2 separate regions of the Homo sapiens genome follow, and region 2 is linked to region 1. The links are chromatin loops, found by intact Hi-C in ENCODE. Cell type or tissue: dorsolateral prefrontal cortex. All regions are shown on one strand. Each heading gives the region's core, and the rest is flanking DNA. Links, peaks and the distances in the headings are about the cores only.

The links. A loop is a pair of places that touch in the nucleus more often than their neighbours do. Peaks named below come from ENCODE experiments on the same cell type or tissue, not always from the same donor. Only the 100,000 strongest peaks of a DNase experiment are listed, where the experiment ranks them.
Region 2: a loop joins it to region 1, with 2.9 times the contacts of the local background. A loop is called at or near these places in 2 of 110 quality-filtered maps.

What each region holds. Positions count from the first base shown.
Region 1 is chr17:34,152,620-34,157,992 of GRCh38, reverse strand. LOC105371735 (a long non-coding RNA gene) reads right to left here and starts at 2,394. Exons shown (of 4, transcript NR_188344.1): 1 at 1,291-2,394. It also overlaps a transcript of ASIC2 not described here. RefSeq lists an enhancer at 354-908 and a silencer at 1,208-1,366. In dorsolateral prefrontal cortex, for the core only: no CTCF peak of the experiment used is centred there; DNase peaks (open chromatin) are centred at 981, 2,472 and 3,794; H3K4me3 peaks cover 3,823 bases; H3K27ac peaks cover 3,634 bases; H3K27me3 peaks cover 3,197 bases.
Region 2 is chr17:33,979,302-33,984,674 of GRCh38, reverse strand. All of the region lies in intron 1 of LOC107985038 (a long non-coding RNA gene), which reads left to right. It also overlaps a transcript of ASIC2 not described here. Among named protein-coding and RNA genes, the nearest start is that of LINC01989, 200 kb to the left of the region's middle. In dorsolateral prefrontal cortex, for the core only: no CTCF peak of the experiment used is centred there; a DNase peak (open chromatin) is centred at 2,511; H3K27ac peaks cover 2,779 bases.

The DNA.
Region 1 (5,373 bases), core at 109-5,108:
CACACACACACACACACACACACACACACACACTGCCCAAATGTACTTCCATCTGACAAATCCAGGATCAGAATACACACACACACACACACACACACACACACACACACACACACACACACTGCCCAAATGGAATGGTATGCAGCCAGTCCCACCTGGAGTCCCAGTTGCCTTTCTCTTTCAAATACAGACTCTCCCGACAGCTATGTGGCGGTGGGGGAGGCGACTACTTGTTGCTCCTTCTCTGAGGCTCCAGGGGCAACTTGGCTTTTCTGTCTCAGGAGGGGCTCCTGGCTGCTCTCCTAGAATGCCCCCTCGCTGTCTGCATCAGAGGCACTGTGGGTTTGGATCGCCCCCTTCCTTCTGCATTTTTAGCATTCTCCCCTCTGGAGATCCCAGGCTGGGTCTAACCTGGGATCCCTGACATTGATGCAAAGGAATGCCGCCTCCAACCTCACACCTGGCTCCTAGGAGTTTAGCACTGTCTTCCTGCCACCTGGGGGGCGGGGTGTCATGTCAACCCTCGAAGAAGCCCCCACTAGCTACCTTCAAAAAAGGCTAAAAAGAAAACTTGGAGAAAGTCCCCAGCCCCCACCAGCCCTTCTCCCCCGCCCTGCCCTTCCCCCCAAGGCAGCCTAGCAGGGACAGGGAGCTGGGGCGGGGGAAGCAGGCAGGCTTTGTGACCTGGGGGTTGTCCCTTTTTTCCCAGGAGGCGAGGAGAGAATGGATCCCGGTCTGAGCTCCCCGCTTCCGTCCCCAGTCTCCAGATACCGGTCCTCGCCTCTCCGCGCCGCGCGCTGCCTCCTCTCCCCGGTGCTAGCAGCGGCCGCTGGCATTTGGAATTCTGCCCACAAAAGGGGGCCTGGAGGAGGAGGAGAGGAGGGACGGAGGCCGGCGGCGAGAAACGGCATTCGGAGTCCAAAACATCATGGGAAAAGGAACCGAGCGGCGGCGGCTCTGAAGGCTGTGCCGCTGCGCCCGACCGCAGTGCATCAGCGTGGCCGCCCTGACATCCCCCAGGATGGTTAACATGGGGCATTATGCGCTGGTTAACAGGCTCCGAGCTGCTCAGCGACTTGTTTTAAGCATTTTCTCTCTCGCTCTCGCTTTTAATCTTGTCTCTAGTGGCGTGTGTAGGGGGGAGGACTTTATTTCCATTGGCTAAGCTCTCCCTTCCCACCCACATCTCTTCCACATCACCTTGGTGTCTCCCTAAATAAAACCAGCCCTCCTTATCGCCTGGAAAAAATCAAGAGCTAGAGTTTGAATGGGTTTTATATAAACACTCACCCCTGTCAGCGTGCGGCTGGGCTCTCAGGATAAACTCACAGCATCTGGCGCGATGCTTGCCTTGCGTTCTCTCCCCTGAACGTCAAGGTTTAAGCAGAGCCCGAGGACTGGGAGCTCTTCTCTGAAATTCGATCAACCTGAAGCCAGTTGCGGAACTGCACGGGGTCCCGATGGACCTCAAGGAAAGCCCCAGTGAGGGCAGCCTGCAACCTTCTAGCATCCAGATCTTTGCCAACACCTCCACCCTCCATGGCATCCGCCACATCTTCGTGTATGGGCCGCTGACCATCCGGCGTGTGCTGTGGGCAGTGGCCTTCGTGGGCTCTCTGGGCCTGCTGCTGGTGGAGAGCTCTGAGAGGGTGTCCTACTACTTCTCCTACCAGCATGTCACTAAGGTGGACGAAGTGGTGGCTCAAAGCCTGGTCTTCCCAGCTGTGACCCTCTGTAACCTGAATGGCTTCCGGTTCTCCAGGCTCACCACCAATGACCTGTACCATGCTGGGGAGCTGCTGGCCCTGCTGGATGTCAACCTGCAGATCCCGGACCCCCATCTGGCTGACCCCTCCGTGCTGGAGGCCCTGCGGCAGAAGGCCAACTTCAAGCACTACAAACCCAAGCAGTTCAGCATGCTGGAGTTCCTGCACCGTGTGGGCCATGACCTGAAGGATATGATGCTCTACTGCAAGTTCAAAGGGCAGGAGTGCGGCCACCAAGACTTCACCACAGTGAGTACTTGGTTTTCAGCTCACTCTGTCTGGTCCTCTGGAGAAGTGGTGCGCCGGTGGTCTCCTGCTTGGTTTGGGGTTTCCTTGTGCTTTGGGACAGGAGAGAGAGCAGTGCCTCACCTGAAGGCCACGAGGGTAGTTGGTCAGAGTTGTGCGAGCTGGTTGCAGGGAAGGCTACCGGCCAGGATAGAGCACTGCTGTCAGATCAAATATGGAGGGTGAGTGGGGGGCTTGCGGTGGGGGATCACTTCCCCAGACGTGCTCAGTTGGCTTCCTCCCAGTCAGAGGGAGGAGGCCTGGGCTGTCCGTTGTCCGGTCCGCTTGGTGTCCGAGCTGTGTGATTGGAACAGCTTGTCATTGACGAGGTGGCATTCTGTGTGTGTGTGCGTGTGCGTGTGCGTGTGTGTCTCTCTCTGCTCGGAAGTGGCATCAGGCACTGCATCCTGTGGGCTGGGCTGGAGCTAAAGCCGTCAGAGAAGGGGGTGTGGGGCCCAGGCAGTCTGGCTGGCTCCGGTGGCTTTGGGAGCTTGCTGGAGCAGGTGATGCTGCAGAGGTGTGGAAGTCTCCTTGCTTCCTTTCCTTGTGTGAATTCTAAGCTCCATGTGGGGAGAGGAGAGGCCGGGCACCCCAGGGCTCCATCTGATCTGTTGGCAGGTTGAAGCCAAGAGATGTTCAGAGTGCTTGGGCAGAGAGGAGGGTCTGGGCGGAGGCACGTGTGCAAGAGGGTCAGGGAGATGCCTGTGAGGGTGAACCAGTCCCGGCTGCCTTGTCTGGGAGCTTTGGCTTGAAACTCAAAGGCTCGGTTTTCTCTCTGTATAATCACTTAACGACGTGGATGCAGGAGGAGGGGTGCAGGGAGGGGGCGAACAGCTGTGGGAATGGAAAGCCTGGGGGAGGAGTGTGGAGCTGAGTAAAGAGGAAAAGCGGAGGGGGATGTGGCTTACGTTCAGGATGGGGCTTACTGGAGGGGCAGAGAGGAAAGGACGAGAGGAGCACTGTTGCTGCCAGGGTTCTCCAGTTAGTGGGCTGCTAGGCATAACTTGGCATAATAGGTCATACAGCAGCTGCTGACTACTGTTTGCTGCCAGGCACGTCTGGGTATCAGGGGCTGTGGGACCCTCCAGAAGTCCAGTGTGGCTGCTTCCCCCATAGCTGCCTTAGGGAGGATTGAGAGCTTTTGAGTCTCAGAACGTTGAGCCAAAATGCAATTGCAAGTTGGGAATAGCAGGTATAGCAGTTGGGAAGGGGCTGACCTGTGATCCAGCACTTGTCTAGGGTCCTCTGCCTAATGAAGACATTGCTTACCTTTCCTGTGCTGCATCCATTCCCTACCCCCTCTTGGATTCACCAGCCTCTTGATCTGAGGTTCTTTTAATGCCATAACCAGTCTCTGCCTGTAGCCTCTGTAATTGCTGTTGGCTATCTCTGATTCTGAAAAAGCCCAGAGTGCCGGGGGCATTGCCTCTCGCAGTCTGTGTGCTAGAACTCTGTTTCTTGGAGGAGCTGTTTTGTATTATCCCTTTTAAGCCTTGTGAGGAAGAGCACAGCAAAATCGGCAGTAGTGTATGCTAAAGAGGAAGCCAGTCTGAGCTGGGAGAAGGGACCAGTAATATTGGAAGCTCTTCTAAATGCAGCAAACAGGATCCTAAAACATGTCATGCACAAATGATGTCTTAGGTGGCTTGAGGAGAGATAGAGAAAATGCCTTATTCTTGGAGGCTGAAGCCATCACTATATTCCACCCCGTTCTTTCTAGCGCCTGGCAACGCTCGGCTTCACCACTGCACCGTGCAGCTTGGAAATGCACTCAGCTGTTCCTCTGTCTGCCTGAACACACATGGAACACACAGACGACACAGAGGGTGACACAGAGAGAAACTGTAATAAGTAGCAGACTCTGGGTTGAGTTCTCTAGCTTCCTCCTGACTGCATGTCCAACTGGTGGCTTCTTCTGAATCCATGTCTAAGTTCCATTTAGAAGTAAATGTTTTTTGACCCCAGGCTATTGTTTTATACTTGGACCATCTTTTTACTTGCTGAGGTCCCAAGAGGTCTTTAAGATCAGGCCTTAAAGTTCGCCTGAGCTTTTGACCTCTTTGTAATGTTTCCCAAATAGTGAAATTGCCTATGGATAATATTTACTACTCTGTCAGTGGCATGTCATTATCTGCTGTCCTCAGCAAGTTCAAGAGTAATCTATTTGAGTGTCCATTCCTCAGGCTGGCCCTCTATGTGTGACCTTCCCCATCATTGAAAAGGGGGTGAGCCTCAGTGCTGCTGTTCAAGTTGTTCAGGGAGTATCAGAAAAAGCATCTACTCCAGGACAGCCCAACGAGGCTCCAGCAGGGAGGCTGGTCTCTGGCCCCAGCTGGGCACAGTGGGCAGCAATGCTGAGCCTTTACTAGAGGGAACATGATGCTGAGTTTGCTCAAGACCTTGTAGTGAGGAGTACTCCTCCCAACTCATCCTTTGTCCCTCTGTCTTTTTTTGGCCTGGGATATAAGCATCCTTCTTATTGGGCTGCCATACCAGAAGAGGGCAGAGAGCCTGGACAGGTGGTTGTTGGAGAAGCCACTTGACCCGCCTTCTCTTATTCATTTTCTCTGCTGTGCATCCCTCTCCAGTTGGCTTATTTTTGAGGCTCTATCTAGGATTGTACCATGCTAGGTGACTTCTTTCTTTAAGTGCGGTGGCTGACTTATTAGAGAAGTTAAGTATGGGGGAAGGGATGTCACAAGGGGATGGCTTTTCTCTGTATTTCTTTTTCTATGAAGCATATCTAGTGGCATCTCCAGTGCAAATGCTCTAGCATAAGCTTTCTTATTCCAAGCTCTTAGCTGATGTGCAATGAAGTGTGTAATACCCTTTAATTAGTGAATGAGCCATGATTCTAGCAGAGTGAGAGAAGGCTGTCTGCGGAGGGTAAAAGTCCCAGGGAAGCCAGGTGTGGGATGCTGACTACAATGTAAACAGGTGTGCTTCATGCTCATGCAAGTACACTCTTAGCCCTCAACTAGGACAATCTGATTTCAGATAAGCACACGTTTTTTCCCTCCTGGAAAAGCAGAAGACAGCTTTGATTCCAGATTGTCTACTTAGGGAGGTTGCCTCATTGACCTAGAGTGGAAGGAAGGAGGAGGGATTGTGTCTCTGCCCATGGTGTTGGATAATGTGAGTGCAAGATTAAGAGCAGAAAGACAAAGGTTTGAAGCCCAGCTACAACATTGTCTTTCTTATTCCCTGGTTGTATCTTGCGTCCTCTCTAGGCCTCGACTTGGTCATCTAACATGTGATAGTAATATTTGACTTACTAACCCACAGGGATGTTGGGAGGCAATATATGTGTACACTGTGCCAG
Region 2 (5,373 bases), core at 181-5,180, 170 kb after region 1:
AGATCTGACTCATGCAGTGCAAAGGCACTGTTCTGTCCTTAGAACCTCTTTCCCCCAATTGTGAAGGGGATGCACAAGTGTCTGCATCGTCGGGTGGTTGTGAGGACTACATGAGAAAATCCTGGGAAATTTCCTCTTGGCCCTTTTACGTGCCATGGGCCTTTAATCCTAGGCAAGAGGCTCTAATAATAGAAACTAGGAGACCTAAAAATTGCTTGCACGATGTAGGCGTGTTTGATTGCTTGGTATGGAACAGAGTGAAATTGCTGGGCATATGTGTTGACACTTGATAAGAAACACAGATTCCCAGGTCACCTCATAGACAGGGCTGCACTGGGCCTCCTGCCTAGGCCTGTTCGATGAAGCACCAACAAGCCCCACAGCTTTGTTGCTTTTGCTATGCCCACTGGGACCAGTGAGAGAAGTGCGGTCTTATCCCTGGGAGGAGAGAAAGAGCCAGCATCTGCAGGCGCCCACAGGATGTCAAGGTGAGTGTCCACTCCCCTCCATTGGAGAGGGCTGACTAATCCTCAGTGAATATGATTGCAGCCAGAAAGGGGTTATGGGGAAGGAAGGCTGTGCATTTGTTCTGAGCATGTGTGTGCCTGTGTCCCTTGTTAGAAACCAAAATAGAAAAGAGCATGAAAAGGTCTGAAAACCAGAACTAGTGACAACAAGAACAGACAGCATGGACACATGCTGCCAGGGCCCAAGCTTGCCAGCACAAACAGAGGGCTTCTCAACCTGGGCATTACTGGCATTTTAAGCCAGATAATTCTTTGCTGTGGGTGGGAGTATCCTGTGCATTGTAGAATGTTCAGCAGCACCCCTGGCCTCTACCCATTGGATGCCAGTAGCAAAATCCCCAGGTGGTAACCACTGAAAATAACTCCAGACTTGTACAAATGACTGCTAGGAGGATAGAACTGCCCCCAGTTGAGAGCCGCTGACATACAGAGGGCTGAGTAAATGGGCCCTGTCTTCTCAGTCCAGAAACCAAGCAAAATGCACCAGGGTGGCTCACGAATTTGCACGCCTAACTTCCTCCTCTGTTGCCTCATGGTACATTGGCAGCAGGCAGAGGCCATAGGGATTCCAGGTGACCCTCAGAAGACTGAGAAGAGGCCTCAGTGACACGTTCTAGACACTGCTCTGCTCTCTGACTGTTTTTCTGGCTCCATATCTGGTACCTGAGGCCCAAACGTCATCGAAACTGGGTCCAGAACTGTTCACTGGTGCTCTCACTGATTGGAAACTGTCTGGTGCATTTTGGCTGTTGGGAGCATTTCATCTCACATTGATTTATTATTATATTTTTAAAGACACTGAGATTAAGACTCATCCAGGAGACACTGCTTGCCAAGACATAATTAGGAGAAAATGACAGAGGTAGTAAATATATAATTAACTCTTTTCTTAGTGCTTTTTCCTGGCATTCTTAGTCTATCCACACAGCCTGGGAACAAGTTCTCTGAAATCTCCAGGCAACTAGAGACCAATTACCATCATGTGCACATATTATGTTTTTGAGTAACTGGTATACTTGTTTATATGCAGCAAGTTAAGTGGACAGCCACAAAGATAAACATGGGTACACACACACTCACAGCTCCTAATTGGTTTCTTTTGATTGATGGTTGATTTACTCACTGACTCATTGATTCAACAAAGATTTGGTGCACACCTACTGTGTGTGAGGCACCATGCTGTTTCCACCTTGCTAAAATCTGTCCCTAACTAGAAGACTTTGAGTTCTTGTATATGTATACACATAATGTGTATAAGCATATGATATCAGGGAGTTCTATACACCCATGTACACATACACACATATATTGAGGTTCAGAGAGGCCAAGTAAGTTGCTCAAAGTCACATAGCTATCAAGTAATGAAGCTGGTATTTTGTCACGAGTATGTCTGATTTTCACTTTCCTATACAATCTCCTTTCAAAGCATGCTTCCCAGAGGAGATGATAGTTGAGCTGAATCTTCAAAGGTAGATAGGAATTTACCAGGTCAACATGATAGGAAACGACCTATGCAAAGGCTGGTAGAATTCAGGAACTCCAAAAATAAAATACAGAGAGACACTAGATGCCTTGGGAGGAGCTAGAGAAGACAATATGGACAAGGACCCACTAATGGACGATCTTGTCACAGAACCCATAGCAACGCTGGACTCAGATCTGACTCAGATGTTAATCTGTCTCCTTCAGGAGCTAAAGAAGCTCCCACTTGGAGCTGCAGCCTCTGGCCAGGCCCACCAGCATAAGTTACAAGGTGACCCCAGGCCCATTAAGAAACCAGGGAGCACTTGATTCCAGCCAGTAACTGTCTCCAGCCTTCTCTTGCCCAGGAAGCAGGGACCAGTTAATTGCAGGGTGATCGCCATGTTCTTGCAGAGCATTTAATGTAGCATGTAATTGCAGGGTAAATAAATACAGAGCTATTTCCAGCTCTCAGCCCAGTGCTGCAAGCCTAGTGGTAATTACGGCTGGGGATTGGCTGGGTGCAATTTCCAAGCAATGGCTCCAGGCATGAACTGGCTCAGCCCCAAAGCAGGCCCAGTCTGCTCCCAGGAGAACAAGGATGCAGATCTGTCTAAGCTTCCCATTTACTCAGGTGCTTAGCATCTTAGTTAGCTGCTCTGGATTCCCCAATACTCTAGCCCACAACTGCTTCTTGAGGCTCCTCAACCTTCCGGTTGGTGCCAATTCTCCCTGATAGTAGTGGTTAAGATGCCTGGCCTGGAATCAGACGGAAGTGAGTTTGTATCAAGCCACTTCCTCATACAAGGCTATGTGACCTTAGATAATGTTGCAATTCTCTGGGCCTCAAATTCCTCATCTATAACATAGGGATACAAATAATACATATGTCATAAAATTGTGAGGATTAAATAAGATAATGCATGTAGAATGTTAAGCATGGTGCTTAGCTCAGAATAAGTGCTAGATGTTAGCTAATCTTCCCCCCCTCCCTTCTTTCCTTCCTTCCTTCCTTCTTTCTTCTCCTCTTTCCCCCTTTCCACCCTCCCTTCCTTTCTCTCTCCCTTCCTTCTTTCTTTTCTTTAGAAACTGTGCAAGAGAGGAAAGAACATACATTTGAGAGCCCAAAAGACCAGGGTTTAAGTCCTGGTTCCACCAATTCCTTGCTGTTTTGGTCTTCGAACAGCCATTGAACTTCAAGCCTCAGTTTCCTCGTGTGTTAAGTAAGAACAGTACCACCCACTTCACCAAATCATTGTGAAGATCAAGTGAGATCGCAGTCATCAATGTTTTTGTAAACTGTGGGCCAGGCAAAATGAAAACTTCCTGCTCAGAGTTTAAGCCTGTGTCACAGACTGGGTCCCCAGGAAGGAGACTCTGAGATAGATATTTACTTGCAATGGTTTATTAGGAAGAACTCATAAAATTACACTTGAGGGCTGGGTGCGGTGGCTCACGCCCGTAATCCCAGCACTTTGGGAGGCCGAGGCAGGTGGATCACTAGGTCAGGAGATGGAGATCATCCTGGCCAACATGGTGAAACCCCGTCTCTACTAAAATACAAAAAAAATGAAAGAAAAAAAATTAGCCAGGCGAGATTGTGCACGCCTGTGGTCTCAGCTACTTGGGAGGCTGAGGCAGTGGAGTTGCTTGAACCCAGGAGGCAGAGGTTGCAGTGAGCTGAGATTGTGCCATTGCACTCCAGCCTGGTGACAGAGCAAGATTCTGTCTAAAAAAAAAAAAATTACACTTGAGGAAGGGATGGGGAGAAAGCAGGATTAGACAGAGGGAGAAGCTGAGCTGTGATGCAGTCTCAATGAGCATCTTACCTGATGCCATGGGAAATGTGAAATGGAATGAGCCTTCAGAGTTGTTCCAGACTGGGGAAAGGGGCTCAGGCCTCAATGTCTTTCCATGGATCAATCATTGGATGTGAACCACCCTGTAAAGAAGGCATGATCTGGAGCAAGGCAGCTCTCTGCAGTCAGGGTTAGGGCAAACCCCATGGGGAGCTGGCAGCTGAGAACTTTCTGCAGGCAGCATCCCCAGCAGGTAGCAGGATAAATCCTTCCTTCTTGAAGAGGGACCTGGGAAGCACATCACAGCATCCACCACAACCTGTTGCCTCAACCTACCCAAGTTCCCAGAAAACTTCTTCCCATTCCCAAGATTCTCATCCTTTCCCCTGCCATCCCATCTCCATATGTGTTGTGGCCCATTCTTTCACTTCTTTCACTTCATTCTTTCACTTCCTAGTCTCCCTTTCTTCTCGCCCACTGAGTCATTTCTAGATGTCTAAGTGTCTAAGCTCATCTGGGGAAGTTCTTTGATCCTGGTCAAGTGGTAGAGATGGAGACACAAAGGCCAGCCCTCATCCGGCTTCTCACCTCCCTCACTCAGAGACTTGCTTGAGCTCTGTCTGTCCTTGGGCTCTTGAGTCCTGAAAATATGTGGCTGTCAGTGGAGGTGTGTCCTTCCACCATGCTCCCAGCACCTATTTGTCTCTGTTTGTGGATCTAACCGCTTATGCTTGTCCCAGTGTCCTTGTGTTTGTGTCTCTATCTTTATTATTATTATTATTTTCCTATTATCTGACTTGGCTTGAAGCCCACATTCCTTGATGCTGCTGTCTGAGAATCTACAAGGCTCACCCCAGCTGGAGCCCAGCTCAGAATACCAGGAATACTAAGTGACTCGGATACTTGCTGTTGCTGTGTCCAGTAGAGAAAGAAGAGAGGAGGCCTAAGGGGCACAGAGAGAAGTCTAGTTACTTTGGACCACTTGAGACTCTTCTATGTGGAGTTCCATTCAAGAGAGACTGAGTTCCCGAGTTCTTCATTATTGAAGGTGTGTAAGCAGAAATTGAGACCTCTAAGTGTGAAGATAGAAATGTGATTTAGACCTTGTAGGTCAAGGGCTGGCCACTTATAAGTGATGTCACCTTGAGTAATGACCTCAGCATTCCTGAATTTGTACTTTCACAATGGCCAACATGGTTCACTCTAGCTCTGCAGAATGCTAAGAAGGGGAAAAAGTGAGAGTTCTTGTATGAGGGGTGGGATTTTGTAACTTTTTCCTGACACATGAGGCCTTTCTGTCCCCTCTTACCCCAAATATAACCCATCTTGGTACCTGAGGAGGTCGAGTGCAGAGAGGGCTGATGCTGGCTCACATTCAGTGTGGATTCCTGGGGGTGATGACTTTTCTGGATTTCTTAAAGTACTCTGTGCATACAGGGGACACCAGGCTCCGGGAGAGCCACTCCTGGGCTTGGTGGAGCTCGGCTGGGTGGAGGGGAGAAGTCAGGGTTTCTGACGGCCTCACTCCCTGGCAACTGCCCCAGGGAGACTCTGAATCTCTATGACCCAGTGGTAGGCATGGAGCA